Regions from separate parts of the Mus musculus genome. Here region 2 is linked to region 1. The links are chromatin loops, found by intact Hi-C in ENCODE. Cell type or tissue: heart. All regions are shown on one strand. Each heading gives the region's core, and the rest is flanking DNA. Links, peaks and the distances in the headings are about the cores only.

Region 1 (7,226 bases), core at 1,335-6,334:
GCAGAGAGGCTAAGTCACATGGAACGTGGCCTGGTATCACTGGGAGTGTCATCGAGGAAGAGAAGCAGGGGAGAAGCGCTCAGCAGAGCTTCACTGTGAAGTGGGTCATGGGAAAACATGCTTCTGAAAACCCTACAAGAAACTCTGTGGAATGAAGGAATGGCGAGCCAGGCCTGCCATGCTCAGGGAGTGAGAAGTAACCAGCCTTCCGGTCCGGGAGGCTGACAGTTAGTTCTTCTGTTAATCTAGGCTGGGAAGAAACAGTAGCATTTAGAATTGCAGGAAGGGACAATGAAGTGACTGGTCATACCTTAGGTCCTACAAAAGCACATGGGTATGTTAACAGTAAATGAGCAGACTGGGGCTGGAGATAGGGAGACTTGGTATGGACAGAAGTGGGGACTACTCAAGTTGTGCCTGGAAGTCACATCACTCCAGTCCTACAAGATTTGTGGATCATTTCAAAGATTGATATTGCTGGGTGTAGTGGCACATGCCTGTAATCCCAGCTCTCGAAGGATGAAGGCAGGCGGGTCTGAGTCTGATCACATAGAGACACCTAACTCAGTAAAATGAAGACTGGCCTCATAGAATCCCGATTGAGCCCTGGGGCCTAATGGCCAGAGCCAGGACAAAGGAAGAGATTTAGGGGCAGTGCTCTGGGACCTGAGGTGGGATGAGGGCACCAAAAGGAAGAAGATGGACACGGAGCTTACCATGGGGCTCCTCAGGGGACGGAAAGTGGCTCTGGGGGGCCACAGGATGTAGGACAGAAATGGGGACGTGTCAAGCAATGGCTCTGTTGGTGAGAACACTTACTGCTCTTGCAGAGGACATGGATTTGAGTCCCTGCATCTAAATGACAGTGTGTAACTATCTGTAACTGGGGATCCCATGCCCTTTTCTGACCTTCAAGGTCACCAAGCTCACATGCCGTGCACAAACATAGATTCAGGCAAAACATTGGTACACATAAATAAAATAAACAAATCTTTAAAGCTCTAAGCAGTGGGATGGGAGTGCTTAGAGGCAGGGGAGCAGAGGCTGCAGGGAGGGAGATGACACTCAAACACAGGCAGGTGGCAGGACTCAGAGGCAGGGAACCCAGGAACATCCTGAGGTCTCAACTCCTCTCAGAAGGACCAGTGGCTGTTGTCCCCAGTTTTACAAGACACAAGGTTTTTTTTTTTTTTTTTTTTTTTTTTTTTTTTTTTTTTTTTGCTTTTTTTCATTTCTTTTTAATACAAACTTGGATCTTTGGGTGTGTCCTGCCAACAAAAAACAACAACAACAACAGAAGAGAAAACCCAAGAGTGAAAAAGAAAAAAAGAAAAAAGAAAAAAAAAAAAAGCTCCCAAAAGAGGTTCTCCCTCCCGCCCCACCATGCGAATTTGCACACCACGGGACCACAGCAGGTTTACAGAATGCAATATACAATCCACAATTTATAATAAAACAGTATATACAATAAATAGGATATTGTTCATTTTTGTCAAACGACCTGTAGATAAATTTCTCAGTGCACACTTGCAGGGGCTCTGGACACCTCGAAGCCCCGCTCACAACCTCTTGCACACGCGCTCGCTCTCTCGCTCTCTCTTTTTTTTTGTCTTTTTCTAAAACTGTGTTTTGTTTTTAAGTTTTGTACATTTTAAAAAGTATTTACAATTGCTGGTTTTGTGCAGAAAGGGCTCACCTTCGGCTTCTGCGTGGAGGAGATGGGCAGGGAGGGGTTGTAGGGTGGGGTATGGGGCCGCAGGGGGTGCAAGGGGCAGGTGGGAGGCAGAGGGGCAGGTGCTCCTGCCAGAGGACGATGTGGACGCTGGGAGGGGTCTTGGCATTGCTCTTCTGAAAGCTGCAAAGAAGGACAAGAGAAGAGGCGGAAGTCAGCAGCAGTCAGAAACTCAATTTCAAGACCAGGGGGCTGGAGCTGAAAAGGCTTGGCTCAGCTCCTACCAAATCTCTGGAGATGCTAACTACCATTGTTCCTTCTCAAGACAGCCCCCCCCCCCCCAGTGACTTGGGGCCTGCCTTGTGTTCTCTAAGCTCAGTTCCCTAATTTGGTGATGCTTTCTGCTTAGTCTCACGTAGTCCAGGTTAGCCTCAAACTTGCTGTATACCAAGGCTAGGTCTGAGCTACTGATTCTCCTGACTCAGCCTCCGGAGAGCTGCAATTACAAGTGCAATCTCTTCATCTGTAAATGCTCAGAGAGATGAGAGAGGGACTAAAGAAGCTGGCCAGCCTGGTCTACAGAGCGAGTTCCAGAGCTACATAGAAAAACCCTGTCTCAGAAAAACAAAAACCCCACATACACAAACAATGATGGGTCGGAGGAGGGTGCCAGGTCCCATAGGACTGACTAGAGTCTAGACTCTGGAGTTAGAGAAAGAAAGCTAAGTTTACAAGCCAGTGCCACTATTTCAAAGCTCTGTGACTCTCAGAGCTGCTTACCCATCGGAAGCCTTTTGTTGTTGCCAGACAGGGCTCACTATAGAGCTGGCCTCAACTCACTGAGCTCCCACTTGCCCCTGCCTCCTAGGTACTAAGATTGAAGGGTGCCTGCCACTGTGCCTAGCTTAAAAGGGGGATATTAGGAAGGCAGACATGGTGGCCCACACCTGTAATCCCAACACTAAGGCAGATCTTGAGAGTCTGAGGTTAGTCTGGGCTGGAGACAGATTTCATTTAGTAGACTGCTTGACTGGCATATATGAAGCCCTGGGTTTGATCCACAGTATGGAATAAACCAGGTGAGCTGTAGCAGGAGTATCATCCTAGTACTCAGGAGGCACAGATCCTGTTTTAAAAACCCAACCAAAGCTTGGCAGTGGTGGTGCGAGCCTTTAATCCCAGCAATCAGGAGGCAAAGACAGGCGGATTTCTGAGTTCGAGGCCAGCTTGGTCTACAGAGTGAGTTTCAAGACAGCCAGGGCTACACAGAGAAACCCTGTCTGGGAAAACCAAAACTAACCAAACATCAGAGGAGAGTAAAGCAGGGACAACAGGGGTACCCAGCCTAGATCTTGTTGCTGAATCCAGTGGTTTAAGACAGAGGAAGAGTCAACACAGATATGTAATCACTAAAACTATCACTTTTATTATTTTCCTGGGGCCAGACAGGCCTTCCAAACCTCCACGGTGAGAGAAGTTCCAAGGACAGAGGCTTGTGAGGCGGAGCACCACAAGGGGTGAAAGCCTGCTTCTATTTATTTGAATGCCACCTCTCTTCCTAGGCCCCCTCACCCACTCTGCTCCCAGGAGAGAGAGATGAAGGTAGAAAGAACTCATCCAACACAATGCCATCTGTGTTGGTGGAGACACTCACTGCCTTCCTGAAGCTAGCAAACTCCCCAGTCCCCACAGCCACTCGGGTACCTCTTTTCCATAGACAGTTCTGATCACGTGTGTGGAACTTATCTTCTCTACGCAGACCACCAGTCTGGCCCAACCCCCTCACCCAGATCCATAGCTGTGGCTGTAAGGGATGAGATATAGCCAGGACAGGACCAGCTTGGTCATTCCCAGAACCCTGGGCCGTTAGACTGCCTGCCTTTCAGAGGTCTGGGATCCTGGCTCCCCACCCCCAAGTGCGAGACCATTTCCCCCAGAAGAGGAGCAGGGCTGGGGTGCTAAACTGACTTCTAAGTCTCCTCTGTGAGCCACCTGTCCTCCCCCACAGCCGCAGGAGCCAGGCAGCAGCGACAGAAAGCCTCTCTCCCTGTACTTTCTTGGCTTGCCTCTCCAACAGGACCACATTGGCATTCCGCTCAGCCTCAGCTGCTGTCTGCTGGGCAATCAGCCCCAGGGATGACTTTTGTCCTCTGGTTGGACTAGCCAGGACACCCCTGAGAGCCAGGGGCACCAGGTGGGCTCCTGCAGGGAAGGAGAAGCACCCCATTTTGGTGATGAGGCCAGGCAGAGAGAAGCAAAAGGGTTGGTGAGGCCTGAGACATCAGATCTGTACCTCAGTAAGGGGTAGCGGGGAGGACAAGCCGGTGAGTCTGTAAGGTGACAGATGCATCACAATTGGGGCAGTAAGCAGAAAAGCAGCTCTTGGGAGCAGAGGTGCTGCAGGGATGAATGTCAGCTCTCTACAGTTAGGGTGACAAGCTCGACCAATTGCAGAGATGAAGGGAAAGGACCGTGACATGTGGGGTGCCAGGCTCAGCAAGCACTGGGGGCCTCAATCCAGAAGCTGACGTCTCTGCAGTTGAGGGACAGTTGCCAAGATGAACAATCTTCTGGGTAACTAACGGGGAGAGAGGGTGGGCTCCTGCAAACTACTTGGCAAAGTGAGTGATGAAGAACCCCAGTTTTGCCTGCTCCCCCAAGGGCCTAGAGCACAAATCCTGCATAAATCCCCCTCGCTCCCACCCCCACCAGCCCTTAGCCACTGCCAGTGACCCTCTGTAAGCCAGGTCTCCATGGTGATCTCAGCCCAGCAGGCGGTTCCTGCCAGAACCTTCCTTCCCATGGTGCCTGCGGCCAGGCAGCAGGAGGCTTTCTCACCCTCTGCTAAGCTGCCCAGAGCACCTTACCCTTCCCTCCCACTGCCTTCCCAGCTTCTAGGACTTGGCCAGCCAGAGGCACAAGCAGAATCTGGGGGAGGGTGGTGGGTGGGGAAGAATCAAAGGCTGGGGTGGGGGTGTTCTTCGTGCAGGGAGGATGTTATGCTGGGCAGACTGCAGACTTAGCTAGACTCAAGTCCTGAAAACCGAACCAAATGCTAAGGTGCCAGGCAGCCCTGCTGAGGGATTAGGAACAAGGCAGAGAGCACAGTCGCTCTGGATCCACCCTAAAAAGCCTGCTGACGTGGAGGGACAGCAAAGCAGACGCGTCCTAATCCAGGTCATCTGCAGGTAGAGGGTTGTGCCAAGGCAAGGCCTGTGGGGCTCAGGACGAGGAGGAACCCTGCACTCACTGGGAAGGAAGACTGTAGCTCTGAACTTGCTGAGTTCAGAGCTCACTCAGCATGCTGGGATGGCACACACGTGTGGACAAATGGCAGCGTTGTGAAAGGTCTACGGCTGGTCAGCATGTCAGAGTGTCCACCTCAGCTTTCACATGCCTATAGGATGCCTTCTTAGAAGGCCTTGTTACCATAGCTACCAGAGCACTTGCCATTCCCCATGCTGCTCTGCTAGAGCAGGGACCTGTGTGTGGTACACCTCGGAACCCTCAGTTCCAGTATGCACCTGGCCCCAGGACACCAACTGCGTTACTTAGTGGCTCCAGGAGGAACCTTAGAACCACATCCACTGCACCCTCACACTCCAGCAGTTTTAGAGACTTCGGTGGTCTTTGCCTGGGCAGAGATTCAAAGTGCTAGGGATCATATAGAGATCTGGCTGCCCAGAGAACCATTCTCTCTATGAAGGGAGGGTACACTCCTGGTAAGAAACTGTGTACCACACCCACTTCCTGCTAGGGCATGCGCTAAGGCTCGACCTCCGCTCCCTGGTCTATGCCTCCAGAAACGGATTTCAGTGTCAGGTGCGGAAGATGGAGAGGGAGGCCCCTCCCTCTCTGAGCTTCAGTTCTCTTACTGAAAAGCAAGGGCTTGAACAAGTGATGAGACTTTTAGGTGTTCCAGACACAAGGGTCGAAGGGCAAATCAGTCGCCTGAAGACCAAGCTACTTCTCTGGCATTTCATGTTACTGCAGGCCTTTGAGGTACCTCAATGTGTAAGATATTTCTGTGGGGCTTAAACTACACCTGACAGGCAGAAATACCACGAGAGGTTCAGTGAAGGGTCACAGGAGGCTTCCAACTGAGACCAAAGACCTCAGGGTCTGGGGGGCTCCTCCACTTTTCAGGATCGGTGCCTTGAACTTTGGTTCTGAGAGCCCCCCCCTTTGTTGCTGGACACAGAGACCTACAAAACTTGCTGATGGACTAGACAGGCTTCTCATCTGCAGACACCCAATCTGCTGTGAGCATACCACCCACTTTCCAGTTCATCTTGTCCTGAGGTAACAAGTCCTCATCTCCACATTTGTACACTATTACACATATAGATGTGTCTCCAGGGAGGAGGCCTCCCCTCTGAAAGCTACCTGGTCCCGAGAGTGTCGACAGGTTCCCTGACACACCCTTCTGTGTGCCACTTTTAGGATTACTTCCTGAAGATTTAGGCACTGAGCCTTCACCTCTCTCTTTTGGAGACAGGGTTTTCTCTATGTAGCCCTGGCTGGTCTGGCAGTCAAGAGTGCACGTTTCTGCCTCCAGGGTGTTGGGATTAAAGGCAGGCACCGACCACCACGTTCAGGGGACCACCCTTTCCTCTCTTGGTTCTTCCAGGCTATTTCTTGCAGTCTATTTCTTTCACATGCATACATGTGTGCATGCATGTGCACATACACCTGCCATATCCCTCACATGATCAGACATGAGTGAACAGTCCAAAGGAACTGATGGCATGCTGGGGACACTCCTGGACAGGGCAGACAGGTAGGAGACCACAGCGGGTAAGAGAGGGCAACCAGGTGAGGGCAAAGAAAACGAGGGCATATCCTATAAAGACTTCTCTCATGCTCCCTCCTGACTCGGCCTGGTCAGGAAGGGTGTGTGTGTGTGTGTGTGTGTGTGTGTGTGTGTGAGAGAGAGAGAGAGAGAGAGAGAGAGAGAGAGAGAGAGAGAGAGATGGGGCTCAGGCAGAGGTGGATGCTGGGACAGAAGCCCAGATACCCTCTGTACCATGGCAGGCATTCAAGCCGGGGTTCTGTAGACAAGGCTGGAGAGGAAGGATGCAATCAAAAGGTGTGAAGCATGGAGCTGCAAGAACAGATGTGCTTTAATCAATTCATCCAATAAATATTTTAGGGGCTCCAGACACTGTGCATCTAAAAATGCTGAACAGCAAGCACTTTGGCGGCCACCACGGGCAGAATGGACTGGGGTGGGGGTGGGCCAGAGACCCAGGTGGCTGAGTAGGGCTCTCACTGCTGAAATCTCTCATTTGTTAGGCTCCATTTCCAGCCTCAAGGAAGTTCCTGCTGTCTACCCTCCCTCCTCATGTAGCTCACAAGGGCTGGTGTGGAGGATCCGCCTTCTTGCTGGAGAACCCAGCCTCCCCTAGACAGGGTCCTCATGTAGGGTTGAAACAAGCGCATTAGGTTCGTGGTCCATGGTGTCTTGGGCATGGTTTACTGGCCAGTGCAGAGTGGGCTGCTAGTTCACGTGGACTGGACACAGACTGCATCTACTTCTCCAGCACAGGCATCG
Region 2 (7,226 bases), core at 879-5,878, 120 kb before region 1:
TCAGAGCGGAAACCTTAGACACTGGCACTCCTCAGCCTGCTGCGGGGTGGATCGTTGAGCAGCGTAAATGGCATAGCAGCAGGCAGGGTTAGGCAGCTCAAAGCACCTCTCTTGTCCACTGGGGACCTCGCACACTTCGCATGTGCTGCCTATAGCAGGTAGTGGGCACTCCGGTAAATGTCCATTTTTCCCTAGTTCCAGGAGGCGAACCGACTCGCACAGTGTCAGGGCTTTCTTCCCTGTGTGGCAGCAGTGGAGACAGCATCCAGGCACAGGCCTCTAGTTTCCCAGAACCACACTCCTTCCCTCCCGTTCCTCCAAGGGCGGCTCCGACACCATTTTGTCTTCTGCCAGGGCGGGCGTCTGGCTGCCTGTCAGTCACCAGCTCTGGCGGCCAAGTGCTGACTAAACACAGGCCGCGCGGGAGGGGAGCGAGGGGTTCTGTGCCCCCTCCCCGGCACCCCACCTCCAGCGATGAGCTCAGAGTGGCTGGCGCAGCACTTGCTGACAATTCAAAAACTTCTGCCCCCTCTCCCGCGATGCCCGTGGGTGACTCTGTGAACAGCAGGCGTGGTGACCCACGGCCCATGGCGCCCCCCTCACCAAACCCCCCGATTCTGCTCCCTGTCGTCTCCCCGGGCCACCCCACTGTGTCTACTGGGCCTGGATCTGGGTGTCTGCTCATAAATTACCCCTAGGGACAGTAACCCACAGCTGTGCTTCCAACAACCGTTGCTTCCTGGGTAGGTCATTTTGGGGGGTCAGAATGCAAACCCAGCCCCCTCAGTCTTCCTCAGGCAGGCAAGAGATGGGGCTTGGAGCAGTCCAAAACCTTTTTATCGGATTCCATTGTGAACGGTTCTATTTAAGGTAAGTTGCTTGGGTCTGTGAGGCAGACAAGATGCCGGCCAGATGTTGGAAGGCGGCATCAGCATTCAGTGTGCGCCTCTCCTGCCTGGTGCAAGGAGCTGTGGGCAGCCAGCTCTAGGGCTGTCCTCACAGAAGGGGACCTGTGCCTACAAACTAGCCAGAGGCCTCCTGCCTTTGAAGCCCACCCATGCTGGACCCCTTACAGAGTCCCTCACCCACCTGTGGCCTGCAGAGTTGCTTACCTTCTCCCACGAAACACACACACACACACACACACACACACACACACACAGACACCAAAGGTGACTGAGTGACTACAAAGACTTTATCAAATGATTGAAAAGGTTGGCATTTAAAGTATTCATGCGCGTACATAAGAGTTACATGGAATCTTCAGGTTATTGGGAGTACAAATGGGGTACACACAATAAACCCGGCAGGGAAGCAAATGAAACCAGACTTGAAACAACAACAATTTGGCTGTCCTAGCCAGGCATGGCTGAGGCAGGGGTCAGGAGGTCAAGGCCATCTTCAACTATATAGTAAGGTCAAGGCCTGCAGATCTACCTGAAACCCTATCTAAAAATAAAAAAATAAATAAAAAATTGTGGGGTGTGGCTTCACTCCACTGCTCAGGTCCCACCTCCCAACCTTTGGGAAGAAAGGGTCTATTTTTAGACAGTATTCCCTCTATGCATTAGCTAGCAGAAATCTTGATATGGGAAACACCAAGAGCCTATTGGAATAGGTCCTTATAAATATATTTCTATCAGAGAAAACAAGGCACTTCGGGAACATGATAGCTTTCTCTCCTATGTGTACATCATTCTAGGCAGAAGGTAAAAATTGGTTAGTTTCTCAAGTCAGTTAACTGAAGCAAGTTAATAATACAGGAGCAGAGCAGAGCTGTTCTCAGCCCTCACGGAGGCCCTAGGAAAGTGATGGAGGCAGGAAGCACAGCAGAGGCACCTCTCTGGGTAACACCTGGTCCCAGGTCCAATGGGCACCAGCCAAGCTCAAGGCTTAATCCCCCCTCCCCCAGAGGCTGACACGTCGGAGTTGGAGCTCCTGGCCCTGGTATGGTGCTTCCCTCCCCAGGCCCTGAGGTCAAGTCAGGGGCTGCAGCAGGAGGCAGTGCTAGCGCAGAACAGGGACACGGTGGGAATGCTTAAGCAGGGTCACCAAAGCCACAGAGACCTCAATCTGTCCAAGCTGGCGCTATAGAGTCAGAGGATCGGCGCCACGGGAAGAGATTTCACATTAGCCCTGACAACACCGCCTCGGCTCTGCGGTGACATTGGCCAGGGTCGTTTCTGAGGGCATTCAAGCCTCCACTGGAGACGAGCTGCAGCTTGGGCCAGCTGCTCTGAGCCTCCAAGGGATCCCCCGCCCCCTCCCCTGGAATGAAATCATTTCACAACCAAGGCAAAGCTACAAGTCACTCCTGACACTAGCAATTGCAAGCTGGGCCCCTGGGCTCCAGGAATGGGGGCAGCCCCCCTGGGCCAGGCAGACTGGGAAGGGACGTGGCTCCTTGGCCTCACGCTTAAGAGTCCTTATGGGCCACTGCTTTATAGTCTTACCAGCCTCAGCCCAGTTTAAATAGTCACTAAACTTGGTATTCTACGCTTACGGGATTCCACAAACACACCCACCTGCACTGGGTTCTTTATTATTTTAAAGGGCTCTGGGTTTAAAAGAAGCATGCTTAAAAAAAAATTTTTTTTTTGGGTACACATATGCCTAAGTAGAGCCTAGAGGACCTCTCAGCTGACTGGGTCCCCAGCCCCCCAAGCTGAGGAGGCTCTGCAAGGCCGGCTGCTACAAAGCGCAGAGCTTGGCTGCATGGATTTTAATGAGAGCGTCAGGCGGAGCTGTGCTGTTGCTCTCCGGGACTTGCAGATCATTACCAAACCAGCTGTAGGATGAGAACACAGCACATCGAAACCCTAGGAGGTCACTGAGCTAATGATCTAATCCTACCTTCCGCAGACAGGGCCCCTCCCCAGCTCCTCCCGCCCCCAGTCTTTCCTGGTGGACTCTGTCCATTCCAGAAGCCAGGCCAATACCGCCCCTTCAAGGTCGGAACAGAACCACAGTGAGCGGCTCTGGCTCCCCTTTCTCGGAGAGCAGGAGGGGAGTAATTTAGTAAAAACCATTAGGCCCAAACCCTGGCCTGGCCAGGCCCCAGGACTTCTATTTGGAAGGACCACTGCCCTCCCCTGCCTCTCCAGCCCCCGCTGGGCTGCAGCCAGGGTACCATCAACAGCCATGTTAAGGTTCTGATGAAAAAGCACCTTCAGCTTCTAAGGCACGGGGTGGGAAACATGCACAGCATGGAGTTGACTGCCAAACCCGGTGCCAGACACTGGATTTGGGGGGTTGGGGGGGGGGCAGGCCACGGACACATGGAGACACGGAGCACTCTGGAGTGGCCACAGCAGGAGGGCCTGCTGGCACCTGGTGCTTAGTCCCTACCTCTGAGTTCAAGAAAGGAGGCAGAGGGGAGGAACCCAGCAAGTGCAGGCAGCAGAGCCATGATTGCACTCTCCTCAAGCCGGAGGGGTTTATGAGGGCTTTGGCAATTACTACAACCATTTGCTGTGCTGGGTAGAGACAGATCCTGTTTCTCTTTGTTTCAGGCTCTGAAGCCAGAGATTTCAGCACAAGAGGCCACACAATAGTTGGGGCAGTAGAGAAGAAACCTTGCTGCTGGCCAGAGCTGCTCAGTTTTTTTCCTGAATAATAACACCCGTGTATCAGTTCTGGGAAGGGAGGTAAAGGGGGTGGGTCAGCATCATCATGCACAGCAAGGTGGTGAGGCAGGAAGACCCCGTGTCCTTCTGCCTCTCAGCCTTCTCCATGGCTGCCAGGCCCCCCCAGGCAGGTACCTGCAGCGGCTGCCAGCCTGAGGGACTGAAGTTTCTACAGCTGGCACAACCTCTGCTTAAATTGAGGAAACAAAAGGGGGAGGGAGCTGCAGTGAACTGCAAACTGCACCTGCCAAGGCTGGCTGCCCCACAGCTCCTCTCTACACTGCCTCCCCAGCACAGCTCCCATGCCACATGACTGGCTGCAGACAGAAGGGGAAATAAGAGCGGCTTACCAGAGCGGCTGCAGTTAAAGCTGCACCGGAGAGCCCCCCCCCCCCACCTCCCCGCACAGGCCATGAACCCTCCAAATGCAAGGCCGGCATTTGGGAGCTCTGGGGTAGAAGGGAGCCAGGCTGCTCTGCCCAGACTCCAGCAGGTGCTCATTATTTGGTCCCAGGAAACACAGGTGACTTGGAAACAGGAAGCCTGGGCTCTTGTTCTATCACTATCTGTGTGACCTTGAGAGAGTCACTTCTCATCTTGGCCTCAGTACCCTGAACAGGCAGGACCCAAGGTGTTCCACTCTCTTCCAGTCCTGCGGTGCCACACCTTCAAGTTTTGCTCCTGACAGTCAGCAGAGGCCCAGGTCCCTGAGTGTCAGGGCTAGTTTGGTCATGAATATCAGGTTAGAACTGGGCTGTCTTAAGGCACCTGGGGTGAGGAGGGGAATGCAAAGGACACCCAGACCCCACACTCACCCAGAGAGAGCATGGGAGGAAGGCCACACCCTCAGTCTCCAGAAGGGCATCACTTGTGAGACAGTCTTTAGAGGCCTGATGCCTTCTGGAACAAAGGCATCCAGGCAGAGCTAACAGAAGCAAGCCTACCTGCTGCAGAAGGCTGAGTGTGGGGCAGGAGTGTGCCAGTCTACTTGTCAGGGCACAGAAAAGGGACCACCTGCGCCCACACAGGCTGTACCCACTGCTGTGAGACAGGAGGTGGATAACATTATTTGAAGTAGCTAAATGAAAGGGTTTTGACGAAGGCCATGGGTTAAAATGGTTATCAGGGGAAGGCACTATCTCCAGTTGAAACCCAAGCAGAGGGATCTACTGTAGGGTTCTCCCTTCCTGTCACTAGATACGGTCACTTGAGGGAAAGATGGATCAGCTCAGCTGTGGACCCTCAGGAGCCCGCAGGCAGACACGAGGAAGAAGCATATGGTCAGTTGAAGGAAGCACTCGGATAGATCTTTGGCTTTGGCCCCTTGCAGTTCTTTGTCCCTTGCTTTCTTCCCCCCATGAGACTGTTAGTTTGTATGGAGGAAGGCAGGTGGGAGGACTAGAAAGAGGAATGTGGGCAGCAGGCGGAGTTAATCCGACCAGTCGTCTTCATCAAATTCAGAAGAATCATCTTCCGAGTCGCTGTACTCAACAGCGATCCGACGGGACAGGATGGTGGCCACATCATTGCCCACCACATCACGCTTCTCTTGCTCCCGTTGCTCTTCAACCCTTCGCAGCTGAAAGCCTGGAGGGAGAGGAGCAGGGTTAGGCAGGAAGCACAGCCCTAGTCTCACAACCCTCTGGGACTGAGTATCATCAGGACAGGATTATAAAGGACAGAGAAAGATGGATTCCTGAAGAAGCAAGGGAAAAAAAAAAGGAAAGACAGGTCCTGTGGAATCAGCATCTCTGGGTTGTGGACATCTCTGAAAGGAAGCCCGCTGTCCTGCCTGGCTGTGAGCACCAAGGCTTCTGAAGTTAGAGTACCCCCATCAGGCAAGTGCTCAGCCCTAGCTACAGTGGGGCTTGGAGGATTACCAACAGAACAAACCACACCTAACCCTCCGACCAAATCTGATCTCAATGAGTGACAGGAGAGTGGGGAGGGGGGAGGGGGGAGAGGAGGGAGGGGGAAGATGGGTGGCTGGAAGAAGAGAAGGGAAGGAGAGAAAAGAAAGAAAAAGATAGGAAGAAATGGGAGCAGGCAGGGAGGGATGAGAGAGCAGAGAAGACAGCTGCAACCGAGTCTGGCTGAAAAGTTGGCCGATGGGACAGTGACTCATTTTCATCTGGGGATCTTTTCCCAAGAAGATGTATGTAAACACACATAACGTGCTTACTTCAAGGAATTCTAGGGTCCCAGCTTAAAAAGTAATTCACAATCAACAAATAGAGGAAGAACTCTCAATCCCAGTATCTTTCAGGGAAGTCCCACCCTGACCTGGAGGTCTAATCTCTCAGTTGTCTGGGAAAGCTGTCTCCTTGAAAGGGTCAAGATCCTGCCCCAGCATCTCAGCTAAGGGTGCGTGTCCTCAGATCCAACCCTGGCTTTACCTTGGCGAATGGCAGAAAGCAGGTCACTGCGCGCGTCACTCACAGCAGGCAATGAAGACTTGGGCTTGGTGGCCTCAGAAGGTGGTGGTGGTGGTGGTGCAGCAGGCTGGCCATCAGCACCGCTGAAGGGGAGAGGCGGGGGCCCTGGAGGGGGAGGGGGAGGAGGAGGCGGAGGAGCACCTCCAGACGGTTGGGACAAAGGAGGTGGTGGCATTGGGTAGTCAGCTGCTGGTGGTGGGGGAGGTGGTGGAGGAGCAGCAAAATCAGGGTGAGGAGGGAAAGATGGAGGTGATGGGGGTGGAGGGGTCCCAGGAGACCCGAATCCCATCGATGGTAGTGGAGGTGGCACACTCATGGGAGGTGGAGGTGGAGGGGCAGGTGGAGGAGCGAAGCCAGGCTTGGGACCTGGCGGAGAGCTCAGAGGAGGAGCTGGGGGTGGATGGCTTGGGCTGACCATGCTGGTTCTTTTGGGTCCAGCCAAGACAGATCCTCTTTGGTTGTCTGCAGGGTAGCTGAAAGGCCAGAGGGACAAGATTTACCATCACGACCACAGTGCCAACTCCTGCCCAGAGGCAAGCTCTTCTATAAGCTCAGGCCCTTCTTAGTTGACTCCCATTTCGCTCTGCCTCAGACTGATAGAAACAGATCAGCCAAAACAGATCACCAAGGAATAAGCAGCACTATGGGCAGCCTTCCAGGAGAAGGGGACAACTGGAGACTGAAGGAGGCGACTGAGCACCCTGTCATCTAGGAGAAGGGGACAACTGGAGACTGAAGGAGGTGACTGAGCACCCCGTCATCCAGGAGAAGGGGACAACTGGAGACTGAAGGAGGTGACTGAGCACCCCGTCATCCAGGAGAAGGGGACAACTGGAGACTGAAGGAGACGACTGAGCACCCTGTCAGGAAGACTAGCAGAGACAGCAGTTCAGGTCCCCTTTAATCTTTTCAGGAGATGGCTCCTTGAACCCTCCTGGAGAGTGTCCCATGGGTGGCTGTCAGTGTAAACCTCTAGCTAGACCTAAATACATACAAGAAAGAGCTAGAATAAGAATTCAAGCCCTCGTCATCCACTGGGCTCTGTTTCTTACTCTATGAATGCTACTGAATTTGGTAGGGGCAAATGTCCACTTGGAGTTGGAGACAGGGCCTTATTATGTAGTCCAGGTGGGCCTAGAACACATGACATTCCTGCCTTAGCCTC

What was found. A loop is a pair of places that touch in the nucleus more often than their neighbours do. Peaks named below come from ENCODE experiments on the same cell type or tissue, not always from the same donor. Only the 100,000 strongest peaks of a DNase experiment are listed, where the experiment ranks them.
Region 2: a loop joins it to region 1, with 2.8 times the contacts of the local background. A loop is called at or near these places in 4 of 42 quality-filtered maps.

Annotation. Positions count from the first base shown.
Region 1 is chr4:133,071,616-133,078,841 of GRCm38, reverse strand. It overlaps Ahdc1 (AT hook, DNA binding motif, containing 1), which reads right to left. Exons shown (of 7, transcript NM_146155.3): 7 at 732-1,855. Among named protein-coding and RNA genes, the nearest start is that of Gm26615, 8.2 kb to the left of the region's middle. In heart, for the core only: no CTCF peak of the experiment used is centred there; DNase peaks (open chromatin) are centred at 3,691 and 4,411; H3K4me3 peaks cover 764 bases; H3K27ac peaks cover 2,407 bases.
Region 2 is chr4:133,193,704-133,200,929 of GRCm38, reverse strand. Wasf2 (WAS protein family, member 2) reads right to left here. Exons shown (of 9, transcript NM_153423.6): 8 at 6,023-6,534; 9 at 2,600-5,213. The coding sequence ends at 5,056. It overlaps Mir7017 (microRNA 7017), which reads right to left and starts at 5,275; the gene lies at 5,214-5,275. In heart, for the core only: no CTCF peak of the experiment used is centred there; DNase peaks (open chromatin) are centred at 1,949, 2,119, 2,889, 3,879 and 1 weaker place; H3K4me3 peaks cover 1,316 bases; H3K27ac peaks cover 3,489 bases.